2 separate regions of the Homo sapiens genome follow, and region 1 is linked to region 2. Evidence: chromatin contacts called from ENCODE Hi-C or POLR2A ChIA-PET data. All regions are on one chromosome and are shown on one strand. Each heading gives the region's core, a stretch centred on a gene start or an enhancer-like site at or near the end of the contact. The rest is flanking DNA. Distances are from core to core; before and after follow the strand shown. Region 1 overlaps LIMD1 (LIM domain containing 1). Region 2 has its middle 67 kb from the start of XCR1.

Evidence for each region. A loop is a pair of places that touch in the nucleus more often than their neighbours do. ChIA-PET counts read pairs that join two places held with the same protein, here RNA polymerase II (POLR2A). Pooled maps may share reads with other maps.
Region 1: a loop to region 2 is called in a map with no recorded cell type, with 5 times the contacts of the local background. The contact joins two enhancer-like sites. A Hi-C loop is called at or near these places in 1 of 168 maps with a recorded cell type or tissue (CD4-positive, alpha-beta T cell), 1 of 37 single-sample maps with no recorded cell type and 2 of 50 pooled maps. POLR2A ChIA-PET finds 5 or more read pairs at or near these places in 1 of 52 experiments (activated T-cell).

What each region holds. Positions count from the first base shown.
Region 1 is chr3:45,657,030-45,663,248 of GRCh38, forward strand. All of the region lies in intron 2 of LIMD1 (LIM domain containing 1), which reads left to right. Among named protein-coding and RNA genes, the nearest start is that of LIMD1-AS1, 29 kb to the right of the region's middle. Within about 2 kb of position 2,747, at least 10 of the 41 ENCODE cell types and tissues checked have a DNase peak (open chromatin) inside an H3K27ac peak, as active enhancers do.
Region 2 is chr3:46,091,338-46,097,749 of GRCh38, forward strand. No RefSeq gene overlaps it. Among named protein-coding and RNA genes, the nearest start is that of XCR1, 67 kb to the left of the region's middle. RefSeq lists an enhancer at 6,303-6,412. Within about 2 kb of position 1,559, at least 5 of the 41 ENCODE cell types and tissues checked have a DNase peak (open chromatin) inside an H3K27ac peak, as active enhancers do.

The sequences.
Region 1 (6,219 bases), core at 1,497-3,996, 430 kb before region 2:
CTTTCAGGACAGTGGCAGTGATTCCAGGAATTTTCAGGTTAGTTGGCGTCTGTTTCATTGGCCAAATCTGGGGTGATTCAGCCTGGAGAATACCTTTTCTGCCTCCCTGCTTCTCAGCACCAGGTTGCTTGCTGTTTCCTACCTGGCCTCAGCCTCCTCTCAGCAACCCCCTTTCTCCAAAGATACAAACTTTAGCCTGTCTCCAAGTGGAAGGTTACCTATCAAGTTACATCTAAATGCCTGTCATCACAAGGAGTTTTTACGGAGCTGTTCATGACACTTAAGTGAGACATGAGGCAAGTAAAAGGCCCAGTACCTAGAAAGTGTTTGAATGAAAATTCCCTTTTCCGGCCAGATATGGTAACTCACACCTGTAATCTCAACGCTTTGGGAGGCCAAGGCGGGAGGATTGCTGAGACCAGGAGTTCGAGGCTGCAGTGAGCTATGATTGTACCACTGCACTCCAGCCTGGGCAACAGAGCAAGACGCTGTCTCAAAAAAAAAAAAAAAAAAAAGGAAAAAGAAAGAAAGGCCTGTCCCATTTCCTGGCAGAAGAGAGAAACTGGATTCTGCATATAGGTGTGCATCCAACAAGCATTAAATACTGCTGCATGGCCTCATGGTGCAGTGGAACAAGCACAGTCTTCACAGTCAGACAAATCTGGGTTCCCATCCTGCCCACTTACTACCTGGGTAAGCCTCAATTTCCTTACTTATGAAATGAAAACGATAATGTGTAATTCATAAGTATCATATTTTTACTCCAGAAAGTTAGGAGTAATCCTTGGGTGTGATTTCAAGTGATTCCCAAAAATAATCAATTCCTGTATCCTTGTACTGCTCCATGACATTGACATGTGATGTGTTTTATTTCTGCCCGACTCTTTACTGAACCCTTTCTACGCTCACTGAAACCTGGAGTAGGTGATGGCTTTGAGTAGGAAATGACTTTGTGAGTTTCTTCCGTAAAAGGCATGTGACAGTACAGGGTCAGAAGGTGGAGTGATGCAGTAACCTGTGTGGCAAAGTTTTCAAGCATTTAAAAATATATGTGAAAGCCCTAAACATAGTACTTAGACCACAGAAGACAATCAGTAGATGTTAGGCTTTTCTCCCACTCAGAATACAAACAAATATATTTTGATACACTATCCAGTTTCTAACCTCAGGTGGTCTTTCAAAACCGAAGTGAAAAATGAAGTGTGAGTTCTTCAGAGCAAACTAAGCCCCACCCTCTTAGGTCAGTGGGGGAGTCTCAGTTTTTTAAAATTTGGAATAAAGGAAAATCAGACGTAGTCCCCCAACCCCCTGTACTGGCCTCCTGTGTCCGGACATGGGAATTCTCAGCTGTGGGAACTGGCAGCAAGAGGACTTATCTAGCCAGCTGGGCAATTTTTTAAATGATCAGAGCAATACCTGCTCATTGGTAAATCTTTGGGAAAGTGTAGGAAAGTATATAGAAGCAACCAACTAGGAAATAAACCATCCCCTCCACCATGCAGATTCTTTTTTTTTTTTTTTTTTTTTTTTTTTTTTTTGAGACTGAGTTTTGCTCATGTTGCTCATTGCAGGCTGGAGTGCAATGGTGTGATCTCAGCTCACCACAATCTCCACTCCTTGGGTTCAAGTGATTCTCCTGCCTCAGCCTCCTGAGTAGCTGGGACTACAGGCATGCACCACCATGCCTGGCTAATTTTGTATTTTTAGTAGAGAGGGGGCTTTTCCATGTTGGTCAGACTGGTCTTGAACTCCCGACTTCAGGCGATCTGCCCGCCTTGGCCTCTCAAAGTGCTAGGATTACAGGCATGAGCCACCGTGCCTGGCCTCACCATGCAGATTCTAAATATGTCCACTCAGAGGCGTTGCCACTCATGGGCAGATTTCCTTTCCAGTCTTTTTTTCTTTGAATTTCTTTATATAGTTGAGATGCACAATTTTTAAATCTTGCTTTTTACTTTTCACATTATAACATAAGGGTTTTCTTTTAAGATTAAAAGTATTTTTTCATATTATACATATTTCTAGAAAAATTTAATATAGAAATATGTGAAGTAAAGTGAAATTTCTCTCTAATACCATCTGTCACTGTACCTAATACTAGAAAGAAAATTTAAAATATTAAAGTATATAAAGTAGAAAGTGATGTTTCACTGTTATACTTCTACCAGTGTTACCCACTGTTTGTTTTTTTCCCTTTTGCATATCAGTGGTATCTGCAAATTACTGAAATGGAATTGTACTATAAATACACTTGTCAAGTTTGCTTTTTTCACTTGTTAATATATTTTCAGTCTGGGTGCAGTAGTTCACACCTGTAATCCTGAGATGGGCTGATCACTTGAGCCCAGGAGTTGTTGACTAGCCTTAGACAACATGGCGAAACACTGTCTCTACAAAAAAATACAAAAATTAGGCAGTTGTGGTGGTGCACACCTGTAGCCCTATCTACTCAGGAGGCCGAGGTGGGAGGATTCCTTGAGCCTGGGAGGCTGAGGCTGCAGATTGCACCACTGCACTCCAGCCTGGGTGACAGAGTCAGGCTCCATCTCAAAAAAACCCCAAACATATATATATGCTATCCCCAAACATATATATATGCTATATATAAGCATTTTCCAATATGACTAAAACACTATTTAAATGACATTTTAAATAGCTATGTAACATTTCATCATTTATATGTACTCTGGTTTATATAACCATTCCTCTAAGGCTGCCAGTTTGGATCTAAGTAAATATTTATTCACTTTTTAAAATTCTTTCCCAAAGCTAAGTCTCAGATAACCTCACTGAGTCAGAGATAAACATTTTAAAGTTTCCCTTCCAGGGAGAGTTTATCATCTTACACTCTCAGCAGTAGCTTATGAAAATATACAGTGACAACAATCACAAACACTTAAAAAATCTTTGTTGATCTCCTGGATGAAAAAGCTTTCGTTTAATTTGTTTCTTAACACTAGAGGGTTCAGTGCTTCTGCATGTTCAATGATCTTCCTCTGTGATTTTTGGAATAGAGGTGATCTTCGCCCTATTACACAAAACGTTGATTTCCAGCTCAGATTCCTTAGAACTTGCTAACCCCATTCCTGGAACCAAAGTGCTGTTTGCTGTGTTCTCCATACATTGGATCAGAAGCCTAAGCTCTGGAAGTCCTGCGCCGTTTCCTGGTGGCCTCCTAGCTCCCTCTAGGGGCCCCATCCGCAACTGCAGCCCCACCTTCTTTCCTCTCTTGAGGAATGAGTTTACCCTGCGGGAATTCCGAGAAGGAAGAGGCGAAAGTGGGGAGCTCCACAAGTAAAGATTTGGACTTTGTGATCAGACAGTGTGTGAATAGTTTTGCTTACTGGTTGAGCAAGCTTCTCTTAGGTGGGCTGTCTTTTTTTTTTTTTTTTTTTTTTTTTCCCGAGACGGAGTCTCTCTCTGTCATAAAGGCTAGAGTGCAATGGCGCGATCTTAGCTTCCTGCAGCCTCCGCCTCCCAGGTTCAAGCGATTCTCCTACCGCGGCCTCCCAAGTAGCTAGGATTATAGGCGCGTGCCACCATGCCAAGCTAATTTTTGTATTTTTAGTGGAGATGAGGTTTCGCCATGTTGGCCAGGCTGGTCTCGAACTCGTGATCTCAAGTGGTCCAACAGCCTCAGCCTCCCAGAGTGCTGGGATCACAGGCGTGAGCCACCGCGCCCGGCCAGGTGGGCTGTTTGTGTTCCTCGTCACCTTGTTCCTGGGGAGGGACAGAGGGCAGCAGATCAGCTGTCACCCAGGTAGGTGTCCGACGTGGGAAAAGTATGGGAAAGATACTCTAGTTAGTTCTCATTTTCTTTTCTAAAACTTCGAGTTCTCTGGAGTCCCTTTATAGAGAGAAAGTTTAAGTAACTGAAATTAATTTCCATGGCTGTCAAGGGGGTTCTGATGATGATCCCTGAGATCACCCAGCTGTAGGTAGACATTCTTGGTACCTTAGTTTAGCAGAGTCAGAAAATACTGCGAACGTTCAAGGATGGGGACCTTCTAGAAGAGAGGGCAACAGTAACTTTGAGGGGAGGACAAGAGAGCAGCTTTGGAGACCTAAAGAGTTGTGGCCTTCTATGTAAGTCCTATTATCCCTTCCATGCACCCCCACCCACATTCCCCTACTCCATTAAACTTTGTTTCAGGTTATAAAAATAATGCATAATTATTGCAGGAAAAAATGGTAATTGAAAATCACCTATTTCTTACACTCAAAGATAATGACTTAAAATTTGGTGTACATCTTATGTGTATGAGTGTACACATAATTTTGTCATCATATATGTGAGTGTGTTCATAACTGTAACCCACATACTTATATACTTCCTTTAAAATATTTTAAGTATTTTTCCCTGTCAATAAATATTTTTTTGAAAACACAATCTTTTTATGGCTGCATAATATTCCAACATGTATATGGGTTATCATTTAATAGGAATTGGACATTTGATGCTCATTTTTAGCAAGCTATTATAAATCTGAGATGACGATTTCTGGAACTAGGATAAATTCCTGAAATAGAATTTTTGGGGAGAAAATATCTGAACTTTGTAAATTCTACTGACATTTAATACAAATTTCTCTCCTAAGAGCTTGTTTTAGCTTCTGCTATCCCTTGCAGAGTGTGAACAAGTATCTGTTTGTCTGTGTCATTACTAACACTGGGGTTATCATTCTTTTTAAGCTTTGCTAGTCTGATAGGTAAAGCATAGGGTTTTTTGTTGTTGTTTGTTTTTGGAGAGACAGAGTCTCACTCTATTGCCCAGGCTGGCGTGCACAGACGTGATCTCAGCTCACTGCAGTCTCAACCTCTAGGCACAAGTGATCCTCCTAGCTCAGCCTCCTAAGTAGCTGGGACTACAGGCGTGCCCCACTACACCTAGCTAACTTTTTTATTATTTGTAGAGATGGGATCTTGCTGTGTTGCCTAGGCTGGTCTTGAGCTCCTGGGTTCAAGTGATCCTCCCACCTTGGCCTCCCAAAGTGTTGGAATTACAGGTGTGAGCCACTGTGCCTGGCAGCAATATTTTTTAAATCATGAGGAAAGCTAAAGATTTTATTTTATAGTTATTGATCATTCATACTTATTTTGTGGTTTGTCTGCCTATTCTTTACCCATTTTTTATATAGGACTGTTACTTGAGTTATTTTCATATTAGAGTTACATCCTTTTCTGTCATACAGTATAGATGTTTGCTCTAGTTTGTTATTGCCTTTTCGTTTACGGTGTTTCACCTAAGTGTGTGTGTGTGTGTGTGTGTGTGCGCGTGTAAAACCTACTGGAAGGTACTATGGGAAATAATCCTTATTTACCTGTCACCCAGAATGCACAGACATTTTTACATTATAGTTTTGGTTTGATATTTTTTATAAAGGAAATTAAATATATAAAAATTGTGTGTGTATTTTAAAACCTACTGGAAAGTACTATAGGAAATAATCCTTATTTACCTATCACCCAGAATGCACAGACATTTTTACATTGTAGCTTTGATTCTGTATTTTTATAAAGGAAATAAAATATTATATAAAAATTGGAATCATCTTGATTCCTTTTCCCATCCTCTCCCTTCCTTCCCTAGGGCAGCTGCCATTATGAATTGAAATTTTCCTACTGTTACCATATATACTATTGTCAATAAAAAACATACAGTACTAGTTTACAGTACTAGTTTGTGGCCGGGCATGGTGGCTCACACCTGTAATCCCAGCACTTTGGGAGGCCGAGGTGGGTGGATCACCTGAGGTCAGGAGTTCGAGACCAGCCTGGCCACCATCTCTACTAAAAATACAAAAATTAGCCGGGTATGGTGGTGAGTGCCTGTAATCCCAGTTGCTTGGGAGGCTGAGGCAGGAGAATCACTTGAACCTGGGAGGCAGAGGCTGCAGTGAACCAAGATCGTGCCACTGCACTCCAGCCTGGGCGACACAGCGAGACTCCGTCTCAAAAAAAAAAAACAAAACAGTACTAGTTTGTGTATGTGTGTGTGCGCACTCTCAAACTTACACATATACGATCATTGGTATATCTTCAGGCATTTTGCCTTATTTGCACTGGTGTTCAGTTCAATTAATAATGATATGCATAGATCTAGCCCTTTCATTTTGACTGCTGTCTGGTATTACATCCAGTAAATACAGCTCCAGTTTCTTCGTCTATTTATCAATTCTCATATCTAGTGAACACTGAAGACGCTTCTAGTTTTTCCAT
Region 2 (6,412 bases), core at 309-2,808:
GTTTTCTGTTACTTGCAGCTGAAAGAACCCTCAAGAAAGTATTCCTATTTCTGGGATTAATCCTGACTTTGGGAAGGGGAATTTAAGGAGATTTAGCTCAATACTATAGGTCTATGCATCAGGCATTGACAGTGTGCCCCTGACCTTAGCCTGGTTTCTGAGAACTTGGATTTTCTCTCATTCTCTTGATTCAAATCTCTACCTGAGAGCAGCTCCGTCCCTCCAGAACCCATTCTTGGTACTCTTGTCACTCTCAGTTGCTGCTCAGGGCTGGAGTCCTCTCTGCTTCCAAAATTTCACGCTGATGGCTATAGCCTTGTAACCCACTGTTGTCCCAGGTGCCTTCTCACCTGCTGCTTATCCTCCTGGATTTCAGAGAATCACTACTCCTGGAGTCTTCTTTGTTGAGTGCTGAATTCTGCCCCTCTTAGCATATGTCTGGTTGGGCCCAAGTGCTATATGCTCATCTGTTTTTTTGTCTATTACTGTCTTAATCTGTTTTGTGCTTTTATAACAGAATACCACAGACTGGGTAACTTATAATGAACAGAAATTTATTGGCTCATAATTCCAGAGCCTGGGAAGTCCAAATCAAGTCATCTGGTGAGTGTCTTCTTGCTGTGTCATTGCAAAGTAGAAGGTATCACGTGGCAGAAGGCATCATATGGTGGAAGGGAAAAAAGAGAATGAACCCATTCCCTTGAGCCTGTTTTTCAGAGGCATTAATCAATTCATGTGAGCCGAGCCCCCATGATTAAAGACGTTACTTCAGGCCCTACCTCCCTACAGTGTTGCACTGGGGGTTAAATTTTAACATGACTTTTGGAAGAGACAAACATTCAAACCACAGCAGTTATTGAACTATGCAGATTCCAGACACCTAAACTTTCCTGCTGGAGTAGACTTCCTCCTTGCACCTGCAGCTAGACAGATGAAGCCTGCCACTCCCACGGTTCCCTTTGTGTCTTTGTGAGGGAGTCTTCTTGCAGATCATCCTGGTAGACCTTGGGGGAAAGTGCTTGGTTTGGGAGGTGCAACATCCCATAATTACCCCTGCAATGTCTAAACCTTCACAGAACAAAGAATCATCACTAATGTTTCACAATGCACAAGGCTCCTTTGTATGCACTCAAGGTTCATGTTTTATCTTATTTTACCCCTGCTGTTTGGAGAGTGAGGTCCCATGGGGATTTTGAAAGCAACACAAGTTGTTCCTGTCTCCAATAAGTGTTTGAATGAAGTAACAGGTGTGCATAAATAAATATAGTTAGAAAAAGTTAATATCTTCTCACTGAGACATGTGCTTATGTTTGGTTAAGGTCTCTGTTTTCATCCTCATCATCTCTTTGTGGCTCTAAACAATTCTCTTGCATTTGAAAACATTACCTGCTTGCTAATAAATGTTTTTATTTAGGACAGAATTCATTCTGAGCCTTGCTCCTGGGGTAACTTGGATTGAGATAGCAGGGGAGTGGGTGAGTTTCCACTCTTATCTGATGGTGGCAGCTGATAGTAACCAAAAGGAACTTTGTGGTTGTGCATGACCAAATTGTCTTAGGTCAGTTTCAACACCTGGGCAGTAGGAAGCGCACATGCATAAATAAGCAGTGAGAATTTGCTACATATTTTAATAGAGGGACCCAGGGAAAGCTAACCTCACACATAATGTGTCTCGCAAACCCCTTGAAACCTTCCCTGGGCTATGGCAGTGCCTCCCCTCTTCTTCCCTGGCCTTTCCCACAGCACCCAGCTCTGATCCTTGTTTCTACTTCATGCTATGGAAAATCTCTTTCCTTCCACAGAAAATATGGGAACAGCCCAAAGTCCAGGCTGGAAGCTCCCTTTGACTCTTTGAGAAGTGGGCTTCTCAAAGGCCCTTTTTCCTCAAAGAAATCCTCATGCCAGCAGCTACAAAGGTATTTCCTTGATAGTCTTTGCAATGACCATGAAAATACTGATCATTGGAAGGGAAACATGATGGTTCAAGGTTCTTGATAAAGAGTTAGGCATTGTAAATTCTGACCTCCTTGCATTTCCTCATGGTAGTTTTGGGGTGTTGTTCAGATGGATGGAGGGCTGTCAGGCTTGGTTTGCTTCCGGGTCTCTCTAGCCTTCTTATTGTGACAGCCAAAACCATACTCATGGTCCTTCCTGCTGGATTCTGGATGGCTCACCTCCATGGAGGTCCTCTCATTGCTCTGGTTCCAATCTTGTGCTCCAGTTCTGGCTGCTAGGCCTTTGCCTCACTTCCTGGGTCTTCTCTCTCTTCCTCATGGAAATCTGCTCATTCCCTAGTCTCTCTAGAATGGGCCCTGCCTTAGACCCAAAACCCTTTCCCCACCTATTTGGGGGCTGGCTTCCTGACTTAGTGGTTGTGACCCTGAGACATGACGGATGATAGATCTTTCTGATGAAAACTGTCTTCCCCAACCCACACACACACTGAGCTTACAAGGGCACCTTCTACTTCCCAATTTGATCTTGTACAATTGGGAGGTTCTTTTTGGTTAATAAAAGCAGCCACCATTGTAGTAGGTGTTTAGGGCCAGCTCCTCCTCACAGCCTCACTGCAGGTTACCATAAAAGCAAGTCTCAGACTGAATTCTTCCCCCCAAAACAGACATTTATTAGCAAGCAGGCTCACATCAGTCACCTCCTGAGTGTGATAAAGTCCAGCATCTCTGTTCTTTAGGAGGTTCCAACGAGATCTTGCATGAAAGAGAGGTTCAGTTAAGGCAAATATCACAACAGTCTAGTAGTAGGATTGGTGAACCATCTAGTCAGACTGAGGTTGGCCCGCATTCTCCTGAACCAGAAGCTGACACAAATGTCGTGGGTGACATTCCTAAGTAGGGAGGAAGAAAGGCCCATTAGATTCGAATGGCCTGTTCATGTAAGTTTGTGGAGTTTCTTGCTGTGGAGTTTCATGCTTCACTGATGAAAACTCATGTCCATGTTCATTATATTAATGAACAAAACTGCTGGCACTAATCAGAGAAGAAGACAGCTGAAGCACTTGTGGGTGTCCGTCTGGGGTATGGCCTTCCGATTACACTCTAATTACCACCCTGGAGTTGTCTTGATTAGGGCAACTGGCTTCCTCTGGAGTGAAGATTTAAAAGGCTACACCCACACTTAGATTACATTTTCAGTGCCAATATATTTTTAAGTAAATTGCAGATATCATAGTACCAGGGTACTTCAGCCCCTATATTAACAGTAATGAACACATTTCTTTGGTTTACAACATGTTATTTCATGATTTCAGCTCCTTGCAAAGTAAGTCCCCTAAAGTATTTCTAAGCAGCCCCAGGCATCTTACAGAGACTGGCCAATAGTTCCATTTAGCACAGCCCTTGCTTCATCCCTTAACCACTTCCAGCTCCCTTTGCAATGGGCATTCATTGCTTGGCTTGCCTACAACAGCCTTCCCATTCTGGGGGAAAGCTGCTTTTTCACCAATCCAACCATCCCTGTGGTGTGAGGATGAACACACGATCTGCCTGGGCCAATCACAGTGGCCTCATCCCTTTGGCCAAAGCAATTGGCCAGGAATGGGCAAGTGGGCCCACAAAGCCAATCACGAGCCTTCTCTGGGATTTTTTTCCACCTGGAGCTGGTGAGGATGCTGATTCTCCTCCCTGCCATTGTTGGTTCAGAGCTGCCTGCAGGCATGGCTTTGACTTTGTGGGGACAGCTGGACTGAGAGAATGAGTCCAATATGCAGAGAGAATCAGAGACATAGGTTGTTATGGACTGAATGTTTGTGTCCCTCACCCCAAATTCATATGTTCAAGTCCTAACCTCCTATGTGATAGTATTTGGAAGGTGGGGACTTTGGGAGGTAATTGGGTTTAGATGAAGTCATGATGGGATTAGTGCCCTTAAAAGAAGAGGAAGAGGACACACTGAAACTCTCTCTTCAAGTGTGCACACACAAAGAATTGTCATAGGAACACATACTGAGATGCTGGCCATCTGCAAGCCAGGAAGGGGGACATCACTAGAACCAAATCCGTCTCCACCTTGATCTTGGACTTCCCAGCCTCCAGAGCTGTGAAATAGATGCCTATTGTTTAAGCCACCCTGTCTATAGTAACTTGTCATAGCAACCCAAGCTGACGAAGATGTAGGTGAAGAAAGAGGAAGTCCTGGCAATATTCAAATCTTCGAATCCAGTTGTCCTTGGGTTTAGCTGCACCTCTGTACTCTGTGTGATTTGGTTACACAGCCCACAGATTCCCTTTTTTGCTAAAGCTGGTTTGAGTTGAGTTTCTTTCTTTCTTTCTTTTTTTTTTTCTGAGACGGAGTCTCGCTCTGATGCCCAGGCTGGAGTGCAGTGGGGCTCACTGCAAGCCCTGCCTCCCTGGTTCACACTATTCTCCTGCCTCAGCCTCTGGAGTAGCTGGGACTACAGGCTCCTGCCACCACGCCTGGCTAATTTTTTGTATTTTTAGTAGAGACAGGGTTTCACCGTGTTAGCCGGGATGGTCTCCATCTCCTGACCTCGTGATCCAACCACCTCAGCCTCCCGAAGTGCTGGGATTACAGGCTTGAGCCACCGCGCCCAGCCTGAGTTGAGTTTCTGATGAATCCGTTCACTGTCAACAGTCAGTAGTTGCTTTACAGGAGCTTTCACTCCTTATTGAAGCCCTATGCCTGCTATCAAGGACCACAATCACCCACCCTGTCCTTCTGATGCTGCCCAACATGTCTGAATCCTGACCTGAGGATCATCTAGGCCAAAATGGAGACCCTAAGTGTTCCAGTGCAGTCTGCTTGTGGCCAGCTTACCTGGCAGATGTCCACTCACAGGGTTAGGAGAAGGTCCACAGTTCTGGACTTGCCGACAACTGGTTAATGCATACCACAGATCAGTTAAGGCCTATTAAGTGATTTTGGCTTTCTATTCTCAACACTGTCCCTGGTTTGGACTACAGATTATATTGCCAGCCAAGGTATCACAATGACCATATGCTTCAGGAATCATTTTTGCCTTCTGGGAAGAACTTTCCCGGGACCTGAAGCTGATCTCGTCCACTCAGTGTGGCCAGGTCCTGGGTCCTAGGTCCCCAGTTTCTCCCCATTCTTAGGCCGCCCACCATGTACCCTGTAACTGAACTGTGATCTCTGAGTGGCTTCAGGGCAGGTTGTGGGTCTGGCTGCTCTGTGCCCATTGGAGCATCCCTGCCTCACAGCTCATCTGCTGATGTATGATGCAGCTGACTCATCCCAAACTTGTGGCCTTGGCAAGTAGGACCCTCTCAATCCCTATCCGCACTTTCCACACAGAGGAAGCCAGACAGCATTGTGTATTGATGGTTTGTTTCCATCTCACTAATCAAGAGGCTGAAAGCAACAAACTCTTTTTTTTCCTCTATCTCAACTTTTATTTTAGGTTCTGAGGGTACACATGCAGATTTGTTAGATGGGTAAATTGAATGTTGCTGAGGTTTGGTGTACCAATGGTCCCATCACCAGCGATGGATATAGTCTGGAGGGCCAGACTCCAGGTTTCTTGTGGCTGAGGAATACACTCCTGTCTTGCTGAAGCCCTCCCTATGGAGTGAGCTCTGTGGACCAGCAGCTTGGGCATCGCACAGGAGCCCATTAGACATGCTGAACGTCAGGGCCAGCCCCAGGGCTTCTGAATCACGGTCTGCATTTTAACAAGATCCCCGGGTGATTTCTGTGTACAGGATGGTTTGAGAGGCACTGGTTTAAGCCACTATTTTTTTTTCCTGTTATTTGCAGCTGAACCCAATTCTTTCTTTCTTTCTTCTTCTTTTTTTCTATAGGGCTTTTAAAAAATGTTTCCTCACTGTTTTGACAATATCATGAAAAAAATTCAGTTTAGAATCTGGAACTGACCTGGATGAGATTCAGGGGCAGCTACATGGCAAGGGCGGCACAACCTCTTTGATTCCCTCCCCACGGTGGGAGCTAAGCTACTGGTAATGGAGGCGCCGACAGGCACCAAACCAGGAACTAAGTTAGTGTCTCAGGCAAGAAAGGGGAGGCGAGGCCGGAGCCACTGCGGGGACCCTCCTGGTTATAGTTAGTTGTCTCTCTCCCTCCCCACACTGGCGACATGAAGACAGGCAGGTGGGTCAGGTGTTCCAGGACAGAAAAATAACCAGCAGTCAGCCCTCAGGCTCACACCTGAGCTTCTGGTCAATCCCCTCGGCTGAACCCGCTTCTTGTGGATAGAGTAGATGATGTCCAGGTGGGGTCACTGAGAGAGTGGGGCTGGAGAAGGGATTTCTGAGCGGCTCACTCATGGGCACCCTCACCTCCCTTCCCTGCATGCAGGCCTGACTTTCTAGAAAACCCTCATTTCTAGAATGAGGGGTGTGGGAGCCTTGGCTAGAGCTGTTCTGGGGCCCAGGGTCTCAAAAAGCAAGGTTCCTGT